2 separate regions of the Homo sapiens genome follow, and region 1 is linked to region 2. Evidence: chromatin contacts called from ENCODE Hi-C or POLR2A ChIA-PET data. All regions are on one chromosome and are shown on one strand. Each heading gives the region's core, a stretch centred on a gene start or an enhancer-like site at or near the end of the contact. The rest is flanking DNA. Distances are from core to core; before and after follow the strand shown.

Region 1 (6,228 bases), core at 307-2,806, 130 kb before region 2:
GGTCCATTCAGGCCCAAGTGTGGGAGGCATGGATGCAGGGAGCAGAGACCCCACACATGGTTTACCAGAAGTGTCTAAATTCCAAAACAGGTCTCAAAATTGAACAGAGCAAGTAGAGCAGTGTTATTCTGAATCAGCCAAGTTATCACGCTTTGCTCCGTGGGGTAAGCCAGCTAGTGGCGAAAACTGTAAGGGGCTGGGCCATACTGGCAATTATCCCCAGTGATCATGAGTGAGTCAAAGTGAGGGTCATTGGGGGATACTAGACAGATAGTGAAAAGGGGAGACTTGGGAAACCTGGACGCTTACTCAACTTACTGGACAAGGCAAGGCCACAATGCCTTTGAGAATCATTGCAGAAATGATTCAGAAACAGTCAAAACCAAGGCACACTGTATACTTTATACGATTTGGTGCTCAAAACAAACCAGTAAAATTTGTGTGATGACCCTGACTTTATATAGAATAATACTGATGCCCAGAGAGGTTGAGCATCTAGTCTAGGATCACAGAGATAGGAAATGGGGAAATTGGAATTAAACTGAGACTCCCAAGTTTAGGAAAAGAGAGAGGAGCTTCTGATGTCAGAAAACTTCTTAAAATTGTTCTTTTCCCTTCAGAGATATAAACACCAGAGAAGACACTGACTTAAAATTCAGGCTGCCTATTTGGGGTTGGGGAAGTCATTTGGAGCAGGAAGACTTAGTCTATTGATTTCCTTGATTCCAGATGCCAGACTGACACCCTGCTGCTCCCTGGATGTCACTGGAATCACTCTCAGAAGTCACAGAAACGTTGGGTAACCGAGGGACTGTGTCTCAAGGCAGCAGGATGATTATGGTGATGTGTGTGCCACCAGTGCGAGTGTGGCTACGATGTTCTTCATCTCAAAGAATGCCATGGACAACTCATGCGATGGCTCCCCATGGGAGCTGGATTCCAGTTCTGCAGGACACAAGGCCTTTCTGGCTGGCTTTCCAAACATTAGGCCTGGAGAATAACTTCAAGTCCCTGGAGAAGGCTTTGTTCTTTCCCTGCCCCTGGCCTTTGTTCTTGGCAGAGCTAATTAGGCTTAGTGGTTAATTGGCCCCAAAGTGAAGGCAACAATGGCAGAAGCCCTGGTGGCTTCCTCTGCCGGCCTCTCCTCTGCCATGAAGTGGGTAATCTGGGCTGGGGTCTTGGATTCTCAGCTCTTCATCCAAGTTATTTCTTCAGCCACGTGTACAGAATTCTGTCTCTTGCTAAACTCACCCGTTAACGAAGACCATCATCACTGTCTTCAGAACTGGGCTGGAGAGAGCTGGGACAGCTTTCATAGTCTATGAGTTGTGACCACCAGGACTCATTTGGAAAAAAAGCTTAAGTTTTTTCTGTTTTCTGCACTGTAAATTGCCTCTCTCTGTAAGGGTGGAGAAAGTAAGGAGACAACCAAGGTCCCTCAAATGCCATGTGAAGACATTTTATCTTATCGTGTCCTTAAAAGCTCACGTGGCAGGGCCCAGGCTTGTCTAAGCTCAGGAGCAGGCATGCATGCTGCCAGGTGTCCTGGCTGTGAGCTGCAAGTACACACGCCCTCAGTCTGTGAAAAGGTCCATTGTCATCTCTACAGACTGGGCCACAGCTCACTCCCCAGCTCAACCTCTGAAGGTCACCCAGCCCCAGTTATTTGTGGACTCTGGATCATAAGAAAGGCTCCTAGGGATTTTGTAGCTTTAAGTACTTCCTTTTCTACTGTGAGGTTCAGAGAGGCCAAGAAATTCTTCTGAGCGCACAAAGGGGTAACCGGGACCCTGACGCCCTATAATTTTTATCAGGAACCCAGCTAGCCTTGGCCAGCTGCCATCCACAGACATGCAGAATGGATGCAAGTGCCTCTAGGCAAAGCCATCAGGGTTTTGCTCTGCTGCTCTTACTTCTCATTCTTCTCCCACCCCAAATCTCTAGGGCGTGTCTGGAGTCTGGTTTCCTTAATCAATTCACATTGAGGGACCAGAGACGATGCATTCCAAATCTTGAAAGACCATAAACTCTAAAGGTTAAGATGAAGTTGGGGGATCACATAGCCTGGATTGGAATGTGTATTTTACTGCTCACTAGTCATGTGATCTTTTTATGCCTCAGTTTCCTCATCTGTAAATAGGAATAATAGAGCTTAACTCCCAAGGCAGCTCTGAGGATTAAATGGGTTAATATGTGTCAAATGCTTAAAACAATGAGCTGTTATTATCTTTGCCTTTCAAAAGTAGGATATCTAGTGGTGTAATTCTAAGAATGGCTCCTTGAGGGTAAAAAGCTGTGGAGCAAGGGCCTTCTGGGATCCTGCAGTCACAGTCTAAGATTGTCTCAAGAAGTTGTACACCACAGGCCACCAATGACAAGTCCCCTACTCTGTTTTCTGTTTTTTCTTCCCCCACTGGCATTTTCCTGGATGTTTTGTCTCTCTAGGGTGATAAATTAGCAAGTACTACTGACTAACCAATTTTGATAGGATTTTCAAAAGAATAAGAATAGCCAGCCACTCTATAGGGACTTACCATGCAAAAATTTTTCTCACTATGTGACATGCAGTCTGCAAAATGGCCACCAATGATCTCTACCTCCTGGTATTCACAGCCGTGGGTAGTATCCTCCTTTTGAGTAACTTACTTCTGAAAAAGAGAATATGGGAACATTGAGGGGGTGTCTATGATTAGGTTACACAAGACTTCAGTCTTGCTAGTGCATTCTCTCTCTGTCTCTCTATCTCTCTCTCTCACTGTTTAATGAAGCAAGCTGCCATGTTAGAGAAGAGAGGGCAGGAAGAGACTGGGGCAGTTTCCAGTTCATAGCCTGTAAGGGACTGAGGCCTTGAGAAACTGACTCTTACCAACAACCACGTCAGTGAGCTTGGGTACAGATTGTTTCCCAGTTGAGCTTTCAGAGGAGACCCTTGGCCATCATCTTGATATGAGACACCATGGAGCAGAGGATCTGGCTAAGCAGGCCTGCTTTGCAACAGAAACTGTGACGTAAATGTATGTTAATCAAGCCACTGACAGGTGGAGTGATGTGTTACACAGCAAGAAGTAACTGATGGCACACACTAGATTATCGGATTTTATTCCTGCATCATTTTTCAGAGAGATCAACTAACTCCTGCCAGTTCACACAGCTAGTAAGTTGCAGACTAAATATCTGAACCCATATCACAGCTGCTTCTCAGAAGAGGCTACAGAATGTAGGGTCAAAGATTATCTCCTAAGATTTTTGTGCATTTTAGCTTTGGTTTTCTAGAATGATTCCCCTGCTTTCATTGTTTGATATAAAGAAGAAATGAATATCCACTGACTGCCAACCCTTTGCCAGGGACTTTGCTTATGTACTCCAATCCTCCCATGATAAGGTGGGCATCATTAAACCCATTGTACTGTCTTTCCCAGAGTGGGTTTTCCAGACACTGATTCCTCAAGGTGCTCCATGAAAAAAAGGTTCCACAGCTTAATGTGTTTGGGAAACACTGGATGCCCCTCTTGGAAACTGACTTTGCATATGAGTCCCTTAAAGGCCCAGAGGAAATGCAGCAAAGAAATCTACCTAACACACATCCTAATTTTATGAGGCCACAGAAACTCTCATTCATGTAACAACAACACCCTAAGGAATATTTCATAAAATACACTTTTGAAAATACTGGCTTACAGGAAATTTTCCCTCTTGTAGTTTTCTTTTCAATCAAACCCCACAAAAATTTGGTCAAGACAGAGTAACAGTTTCTACTATATAGATAAGAAAACTAAGAGTCAGGGAGTTGTGAAATCATTGTCAAATATTGTTCATCTTGGGATGGTGGCCAATCTCCGCCTTATTTGATGTGATTGGCCACTTCTTTTTGTCTTCTTTCCTCCCTCCCTTCTCCCTCCCTTCCTCCTTTTCTCTCTCCTCCCTCCCTCCCTTCTTCATTCACCTCTCTTCCTCTCTTTCTCGCTCCTGTGGTCACAGAATACATTTTTCAGTAATTAAAAAAATATTTTTTTCTGCACCTGGTTCCACGGTGTCATCTGGAGGCCACTTCTCCTGCTCATTCTTTTTTGCCAAATTCCCCTCACATATCCTCGCCTATCCTGTTGGCAAATGGGTGCATTTCTGTCCACCTTCTGCCCACTCTGGCGCATTCTCCCTGGGTCACCATGTTCCTTTCAGAGCTTCAGCTCACCCCGGAACAGTGGTAGCTTTCTAGTCAAGCCCTTTTCCTAGGCCCTCTCTTGGCTCCAGGTCCTCAGTTAGCCCTACTTCTCATCAGGTATTCCTACTGAGGGACTCCCCCAGTGCCCCGAGTTCAAGCTCAGCTAACCACCCTCCCACACCCATCTGTAAGCCTTCCCTTTCATGTGGGTGCCGTTTCTGAGCTGGGTGACATCCAGTGCAGGAATGTGGGAGACATGCTGAATTCTTCCCTCCTAGTCAGTTCCATCCTCGTTTAAACCATCCCCCACCATGCTGGCCGGACGCAGCTTCTCCATTCCCATCTCCGCTGCCCTCATTCCTTATAGACTCCTCAGTGGCTGCTGGTCTGTTTCCTGTGGGGCACTGCCTTCTCACCACCACCCACCAGCCCAGCCTCCCAACTCATCCTTCCATGGAGATCTGTCCTCACTGGCAAACCTGACCTTACAGGCTCTCTTTGGCACCTTTGGGAGGGTTCCCCCTTATCTCCAGAATCTAGTCCCTGTTCTTCAACATGGAGTGTGAGGAAGCCCCTGCACGATCTCATCTCTGCTTCCTCCAGCTTCACATCCCAGAATTCCCTGCTTATTTTCCAGGGGTTCCATGAACTTGCCATTCTGTTTATAATCTCCCTTCCATCAGCATGGACTCTTCTTATATTTTTGTTCACTCACATACTTTATTCATTCTTCAAAACTCTGCTTGATAAGTGATTAGATGGTGACAAAACATTCAGCCTTGTAGTACAGTTTGGGGGAAAATTTGCAGTATGTACCAACAATTAACAAGAAAAAAAAAGTTCCTACATTTTGTCTCTGTAAATTTACCTCTGAGAATTCAGGCTTGAGAAAAATCGAATATAAGAAACATTCTTTAGAGCCAGAGATGTTCATTACAATGTTTTTTATAAAGAAACATTTTCTCAAAATTAGGATAATGATTAAGTTCCTTATTTAATGCTCACTAGAAAGTGAGGATTATAAAGGTGATATAGAAAAGTTGTTCTTGCTATAAATCTCAGTGACACAAACAAAAAGAAGGCAAATTATTATGTTTTATTATTACAACTGTTAAAGATGTGCAAAAAAGATACAGGAAAAAGCACCCAAAACATCACTGTGATTGGCTTAAGGCACTGGGATTACAGGAAGAGGTTTTCTCTTCCATTAAGAAAAAGTCTGTAGTGAGGAGTAGTGGTTAGGATCCCAGGGTCTAGAGCCAGCTGCCTGTGCTGGCTTCTGTGTGACTCCATTTCCTTATCTGAGAAATACACATCATAATAATAGTGCCTGTGTCATAGAGCTTTTGTGGGGGATTAAATGAGTTACTTTAGAAAAAGCTCATAGAATAGAGCTTGGCAAGTAGGAAGTGCCTAACAAATGCTGATTAGCAGTAGTATTGCATATCTACAGGGCTTCTGTCTCCATGAATTCCTGTTGGGTCAGAATGTGTCTTATTTATGTTTACCACCTCAGCTCCTGGTCCATAAAAGGACTTCAAGAAATATTGTTGCTAAATCTTTGAGTTAAGTACCCTGGAAGAATCTAAGGTTTTCCAAAATTCAAATGAGTACCGAGACTTCTCCCCAAGAAGTCTGTGGCCTGAGCCAGAAATGGGAATTTGAGGTCATTGGCAACCCTGGAGCAGGCAGAGGCAAAATTTCAGGGTGGCAACCTTGACAAAGTTCACAGCACACGACTGCCCTTGAATTATGGCTCTGCCGTCTTGCCCAGCTCCAGTTGAGAAGCCAGGAGTTTTCGCTGTGATCATCTGGATGTGACCCTGACTCTGGGAACACAGGGCAATTTACGGCTCTGTTGTGTGAAGCAGTTTAGGTGGAAGAAAGGGGTTAGTTCATCAAAGGCTGGGGGACCTGGCCACTGGCTCGATTTCTAAAATAAATGCCCCGACTCTGCCTCGGTTTCCTTATCTCTAACATCCAGCCCTCAGCAAGTGGTCTTTAGCTCTTCCTGACACATTTCTGGGGGATCATTTTGATTCGGGTTCATTTTGAAACATTCGATT
Region 2 (6,292 bases), core at 927-3,426:
TAATAGTTTGTGTGAGTGTTAATCTGCTTCTCATAGAGTCACCATGAAACACACCTTAGACAGGTATGTGCTATGCTGTCCAAAACCCTTGGGTCTGAAAGTGTTCAGAATCCAGCAACTTAAAGATTTTTAAAGATAAGATGAACAATATTCCATGTGTTTAATAAAATACCCAGTGGGGTCTAGGGGAGCAATCTCATAATTAAACACAAATATTTCTGCAGCAAATGCATGCAGAATAAAAGATTTTACATATTCTCAGTACAGTTCATGTCATGTTAAAATTTCAGTATTCAGAGCTTCTTGCTTTTTGGAATTGCACACAAAGGGTGCTGTAATTTTTTATATGGTAGGGGATAGGTTCAGATAAATACTTTAGTGACTGATCAACTATATAGCATCTAAATTGCATAAAAATTTAGTAAGTAGATCAATTTTATTTTAATTGACATATTAAAATGATTATAATTTCAATAGAACATAAAAAACAGGATATTGACAGCTAAATATCCCTACATACACCAGAGTAGGATTAAAGTCTTAAAGATAAAAAGCAAAGACTAATGCTTTGTTTTACAACAAGAAGGTCTTCTTTGAAGTCATAGGGAAACAAGGTCTCAGCTGTAGCAAATTGCGTGGCCTTCCAAGAGAGCAGGACACATTGTAACCATGGGGACTCCAGACCGTTAATAACATTCTATATTAAAGAACAGATAGTCTGTAGTCCCAGCACTTTGGAAGGCCAAGGCTGGCAGATCACCTGAGCTCAGGAGTTCGAGACCAGCCTGGCCAACATGATGAAACCCTGTCTCTACTAAAATACAAAAATTAGCCAGGTGTGGTGATGGGCACCTGTAATCCCAGGTACTCAGGAGGCTGAGGCAGGAGAATCGCTTGAACCCAGGAGGCAGAGTTTGCAGTGAGCCAAGATCGTGTTACTGCCCTCCAGCCTGGGTAACAGAGGGAGACTGTCTCAAACAAAACAAAACAAAACAAAACGAAACAAAGAATAGGCAGGCCTATGTACCAGATCACAGTCCATACAACACATTAGTTCACATAAGTGCAACTAATACATTCTATTCTATAATAGCACAGCTTGTTATCACATAAAATTACCAGCTTCCTCATAGTATTGTATGCTTCTTATGTTGACTAAATAGATAGAATGAATATTCCCCCATGTGGCAACCTCTATTGAGTCTTCTTTTCTCTGAAACTTTTAAAAAATACATACTTTCTACCAAATTCCACCTAGCATGAGATTGGACACTACCTCAAACTTTTCTCAAATGACTTCATGAGTAATATTCATTTGGTACCTGTAGTAGGATTTATGTATTCTAAGCTAAGAGTTGATACTAAACAAATATTTGAGATTGGTTGCAATAAATCTAAAGAAAAAAACAGCAAATTTCAGTTGGGATGCAACTTGAAATTATCCCAAATATATAAAAGTTTTTGTGATGAATTTATTGTTACATATAATATATTCTCAATATTCACTTACTGAGGTTGATTAACTTTATGCCGTTTTAAGCATTGGGAAACAAACTTAAACAAATTGCCACAGTCAAAAGTCAAATCAGAGTACCAGTGATGTTATGTTTTAAAGCCTTCAGTGTAAGTAATGAATTGCCCAATACATCATGGATGATTTTAAGATATTCCTTGTTTGAGTAAGAGACCAGAAATCACGTTTGCCAAAAGAACACTCTTTTCCCAAGAATGCAGCAAGGCTCCCCATCCCCAGGAACAAACATCACTTTTTTCTTGATGTTGCCCTTAAAATATGAGGCTGAAGTTCAGAGTTAAGCACATCCTGGAATTAGGAACTCTCACCAGCACCAGGTGCAGGGAAGTAGGCAACTTTGCCACTGGCTTATTTTTTTAAGGAGACTGTGCCTGTACTCTCTGAGCAAAGTGGCAATATCTGCAGCTGCCTGCCTGCCACCAGACAGCCAGTCCGATGTGAATTATTTAACAGAAGGTATTGCAACCTCCACTCACAACAGAGGAGGCTTCAAGATTTGTGGGTGACACCCTGACAGGCTGCAGGATCAAAGCCAGGATTTTAGAGAAGAGGTGCAGTTGAGCAGTGCCCGCTGGCCAAGGAGCCGTCATGACCTAGGGGCAGAGGAAGAATGCCAATCCATGCTGCGAGGGTGGCACATTCCAAGGACTAAACCAGAAGAAGTAAGGCCAAGTGCTGGCAAGAGGGAGCCACAAACCAGAATGATTACGTTTTTAAAGCACTGCTTCCTGGTTCAGACATAAAATTATATTTAAATGTCCTGCCTCTTTGCAATCAAAAGAAGCTAACTGAAAGAAACACGCACTTCAAGGCTGTAAATCTGAAACTTCCTAATCCCCGAAAGTCCACACTAGACTTCTTGCCTCCATGGAAACAACAAAGCATTCAGCCAACTGATTGGCCTCCAATGAATTTTAGATAAGACAGCTTGGAAGGGAATGGATGTGATTTTAATGCAGAAGAAAGCGCTGGAAGGGAGGTCCACTTGGTTCATATTTGAATAAAGCAAACAAGGCAGACGAAAGGCTGACAGCTGTAAATGACATTGTCAGTACAAAAATTATCAGCCAGTTTACAATCTGTTTGCTTATGTTGAACAAACAGACTGTGTGTGGCATCCTTCGGCCTGGTGAATGGCAGAAATACTTGCGGGCTTCAGAAAAGCTATCTGCTCTCCTGCAGCCCGGCCACAATTAGATCGCCATTTGACAGCCACACTGAAAAGGAAACTGTGTTCTCTGCCTTCCCCCACACTCCCTTGCCTCTTTGCTTTCTCTTTTCCTTTCTTTCTTTTTCTTGGTCTTCTTCTTCATAAGACAAGCACTGAAGTTGGGTAGAGACACTCGTCCTGTTGTATCAATGGCGTGAATTACGTTAGTTCTGTTTCTGGATCAAGTCGTTTACTGATGTGTCTGACATTCCAAGTGGGAGATCTTCAGTAACCTAGCAAGGCTCAGCGCCAACAGTCTTCATTTTTTATTCCTTACAGGAAGCAGAATCCAGGAGCTCCTGAAAGAATGCCACTTTTTTCTTCTTTGTGCAGCCTGTCTCGCAGACCGTTTGCTTTGAACTTGCTAGCATTGCATTTGGTGCCGAAACAAAACACAAGCAGGGCTGTGGAGCTCTATTTCCCCTGAGCAAGACCCCGATAGCACAACTTTCAGGAGGGAATAAAACCTAGTGGGCGCTACCGCTCCCGGGGAGCTATGCTGAGTGTTTAACCCAGCCCCCAACCTGAAAGGAATGAGTTGTGTGGTCCCATTGCTTAATCCCCTCTGTGTTCTGCAAACTCAGAACACAGAAATAGCTCCTTTTGTTCAAAAAGAATGGAAAGCAAACACAGGTACTAATTTTATCCCTCACGTTCTCAGAGGCTGCCTCTTGTTTAACTGCATCAGAGAGATTTAAGCTGCTGGGAGTGGCTTTTTTCACCGGGCCCGAGGCTGTTTGGGCACTGGGAGCTTTTTACCTAACAGATTCCAGCTCACCTTGGAGTAAGCGAGTGACACACCTCCTTGCCCTGGGCGACAAGTCACCTCTGTAGAGCGCACACACTGGAAAACAGAATAACCTCATAGGAAGACAACAGTCTACAAAATCTAGAGTTCTGATTTTCATCTTCTACCTTGTGTATTGTCATTATTTATTGTGTCTTATTCTTGCTAGAGTTAGCAAATGTATTCATTTGAGGAGAGGATCAAGTCTTTCTGTTACGCCTTCCTTTCTTTTCTCCTTCTTTAATATAAAGAATCTATTTAGAGGTACTTGGTTTATTTGACCGGAAAAAAAATGATGATAGGTGAGTATGGTGTGTTCGTCACAGATAAAGGGTACATCACAGGCACACACAAAGCCGGAAGCCCGTGGTAATTACTGGTAAGCAGCGAAGCATCAAAACACCTCTTGTATGAAAGTTCATCCAATTACCACTAACCTAGAGAGGAGAGTTATGTTGCACTGTGCTTTTCATTTTAATCTAAATGGCTGTTTCTTTTTCTCTGATATGGCCATCGGTCATAAAGAGTTGACCATCATCAAAACTGTTTGATTTGGAAGTCTGTAGTGTTTGGCTAAGAGGGCAAATGCAAATTTGATGAAAGAATAAGGATAAATTTACATATCAGCCTCAGCTCACATGGAGAGAGTAAACATTCTGTTTATCTCAAGTGTCACTTTATGATTTCAGGAGAATATAAAACTGACCTTGGCCCAGTCATTGCAAAAGGCCTAAATGAAATATACGGTTGTCTAAATACAATTTACTCAAGTAGAACTTGTCAGCAAACCCTGCGGAACTCAGCAAACAGGACTGGAGAGCGCAGCGAAAGAATTTTGTTCTGATAAACTCCAAAATGAAATTCTGGAGCAAGGAGTAGGTGAATAAGAAAGGTTAAGAAAAAAAATCCTACCTCATGAATTTTATGGTAATTAGCGTGAATTAAAACATCCTATTTAGCTGTAGTTTTAGGCTTTAGTTATCTAAAAATTAGAAAATAAAAACAAACAGAAAATTTTAAACGCCAATGTTAAAACTGTAATGTATAGTATTCTTTTACCAAACCTTTGTTTTATCATTTGGGGACAAGAGTAAGATCATCATTTGTTTGGTTTCTAGAAACTAATTGATTCCAAGAACTTTAACACTCCATAGGTAGTTTACACTGCAAGAGGATAATTCCTTTTGGCTGTTTAAATCAACCACGTTTGCATTTTCCACAACATTTTTAATTAGTTTTTTCTCAGGCTAAGTCAGCATTCATCACTGGGTGAACGAACATCAGACTTTGTTCATAATGGAGGCTTTTGAGTGTGCAGAAAAATATTCCAAGACAATTGCAGGCATCTGAACTCATATTTCACCCCCACTTTCTTGTACCCAAAAGTTCAATGTGGAAAATGAAAGCATAAAATGAGATTCTTTTATGGAGAAAAGTTGATGGCATAAATAGAGTAAGGGGGTGAGGGAGTATATACATATTTTTAATTTGAGCTATTCTAGAAACTTTGCCCACAGTAGAGCAAATAATAATAATAATAATATTCTGAATGAAATAAAAGGTGAAGAAAATTTGGCAGAAATGAATAGTTTTAATTACAAAAATAAAGAATATTCTTGTAGGACCTGTTTATGCATTTACCTTTATAGCCCACAAAATATTTTTTAAGTAAATAATTATCTATTTATATTCACATAGAATAATACAAAGCTTTAACGAAGACCGCAGAAGAACTTCATATCTGAGTACCATTTGCAATCGATTTACAAATAATGCCAGCATCCTTAGCGACTTCTTCAGGCAAGGTTATACTGGGGGTTTTTGAGGCTAAGCAGGTAAGAGTGCTAACATAAATGAGAAGAAAGTACCTCATTGTTACCAAAACTGTAGCCAGGCTTTCCACGTGGGGTTTGAAAAGAGATTGACATGTTGCCCTCACTGGAAGGAGAGTAAAATCAAGTTTGTGTGGGGTGGGAGGAGAGGTTGTATGTATCTGAGGAAGTCAGGCTGTTGAAATGCTTTTCCTCAGTGTCCTGTGTTCACATACAGGTGAACTGGGAGTACCGCACACAGCATGGCTTCCAGCCTGAAGTGACTGTAAAATGCCAGTGAATAGAGAGGCTCAAGGCTGAGTAAAGGATCCTGCACACTCAACAGGCTCATCCTTCTCTGCACCCGAGTTGTTCATAGAGTCCCAGTTACAGAGCTTTCAGAAGGCGGAATTCGTCCACAGCACACTATTGATGCCTATCGAATCTAAGGAAATTAACTAAGAAGGGAAGAAATAATCTTCATAGAAAAGGGATTTGAGAACCCAGAAGAGGGTATGGGCCTGGCAGTGTGCATGCTGCAAACTATGCACCATCACTGGCCTAAAACGCACCTCTGTGTGCATCATTTACTCACGTTTAAAAATCACCCTCTACTTGTTCTCCTGTGACCCTCATTGGACTATATCCAGACAGCACTGAAAGTGATAGCCAGAAAAAGTAGAAACAACCCATGTGTTCATCCACTGACGAATGGATCAAAACATGTGGCGTGTCCATCCATACAAGGGGATATTACCCAGCAGTCAAAAGGAGCAAAGAACTGATGTATACCACACCATGGCTGATTCTCAACAGTATGTTCAGTGAAAGAAACCAGTCACAAAAGCACATGTACTGTATGTCTATTTATATGAACTGCTTGGAGGAGGCACCTAGTGGTTGCCAGGGGCTTGGGGTGGGGGTGGAGGGCAGGAATGGGGAATGCCTGC

What was found. Hi-C counts contacts between places; a loop is a spot of excess contacts on that map. ChIA-PET counts read pairs that join two places held with the same protein, here RNA polymerase II (POLR2A).
Region 1: a map of Caco-2 shows a loop between it and region 2 (2.6-fold over the local background). The contact joins two enhancer-like sites. A Hi-C loop is called at or near these places in 1 of 168 maps with a recorded cell type or tissue (Caco-2). POLR2A ChIA-PET finds 5 or more read pairs at or near these places in 2 of 52 experiments (Caco-2 and HepG2).

Annotation. Positions count from the first base shown.
Region 1 is chr20:22,529,524-22,535,751 of GRCh38, reverse strand. No RefSeq gene overlaps it. Among named protein-coding and RNA genes, the nearest start is that of LINC00261, 46 kb to the left of the region's middle. RefSeq lists a silencer at 1,447-1,741. Within about 2 kb of position 1,556, at least 2 of the 41 ENCODE cell types and tissues checked have a DNase peak (open chromatin) inside an H3K27ac peak, as active enhancers do.
Region 2 is chr20:22,400,400-22,406,691 of GRCh38, reverse strand. LOC284788 (a long non-coding RNA gene) reads left to right here. Exons shown (of 3, transcript NR_027090.1): 2 at 5,230-5,366; 3 at 5,581-6,292. Among named protein-coding and RNA genes, the nearest start is that of LINC01427, 120 kb to the right of the region's middle. RefSeq lists a silencer at 487-781 and enhancers at 2,791-2,900, 1,530-4,817. Within about 2 kb of position 2,176, at least 4 of the 41 ENCODE cell types and tissues checked have a DNase peak (open chromatin) inside an H3K27ac peak, as active enhancers do.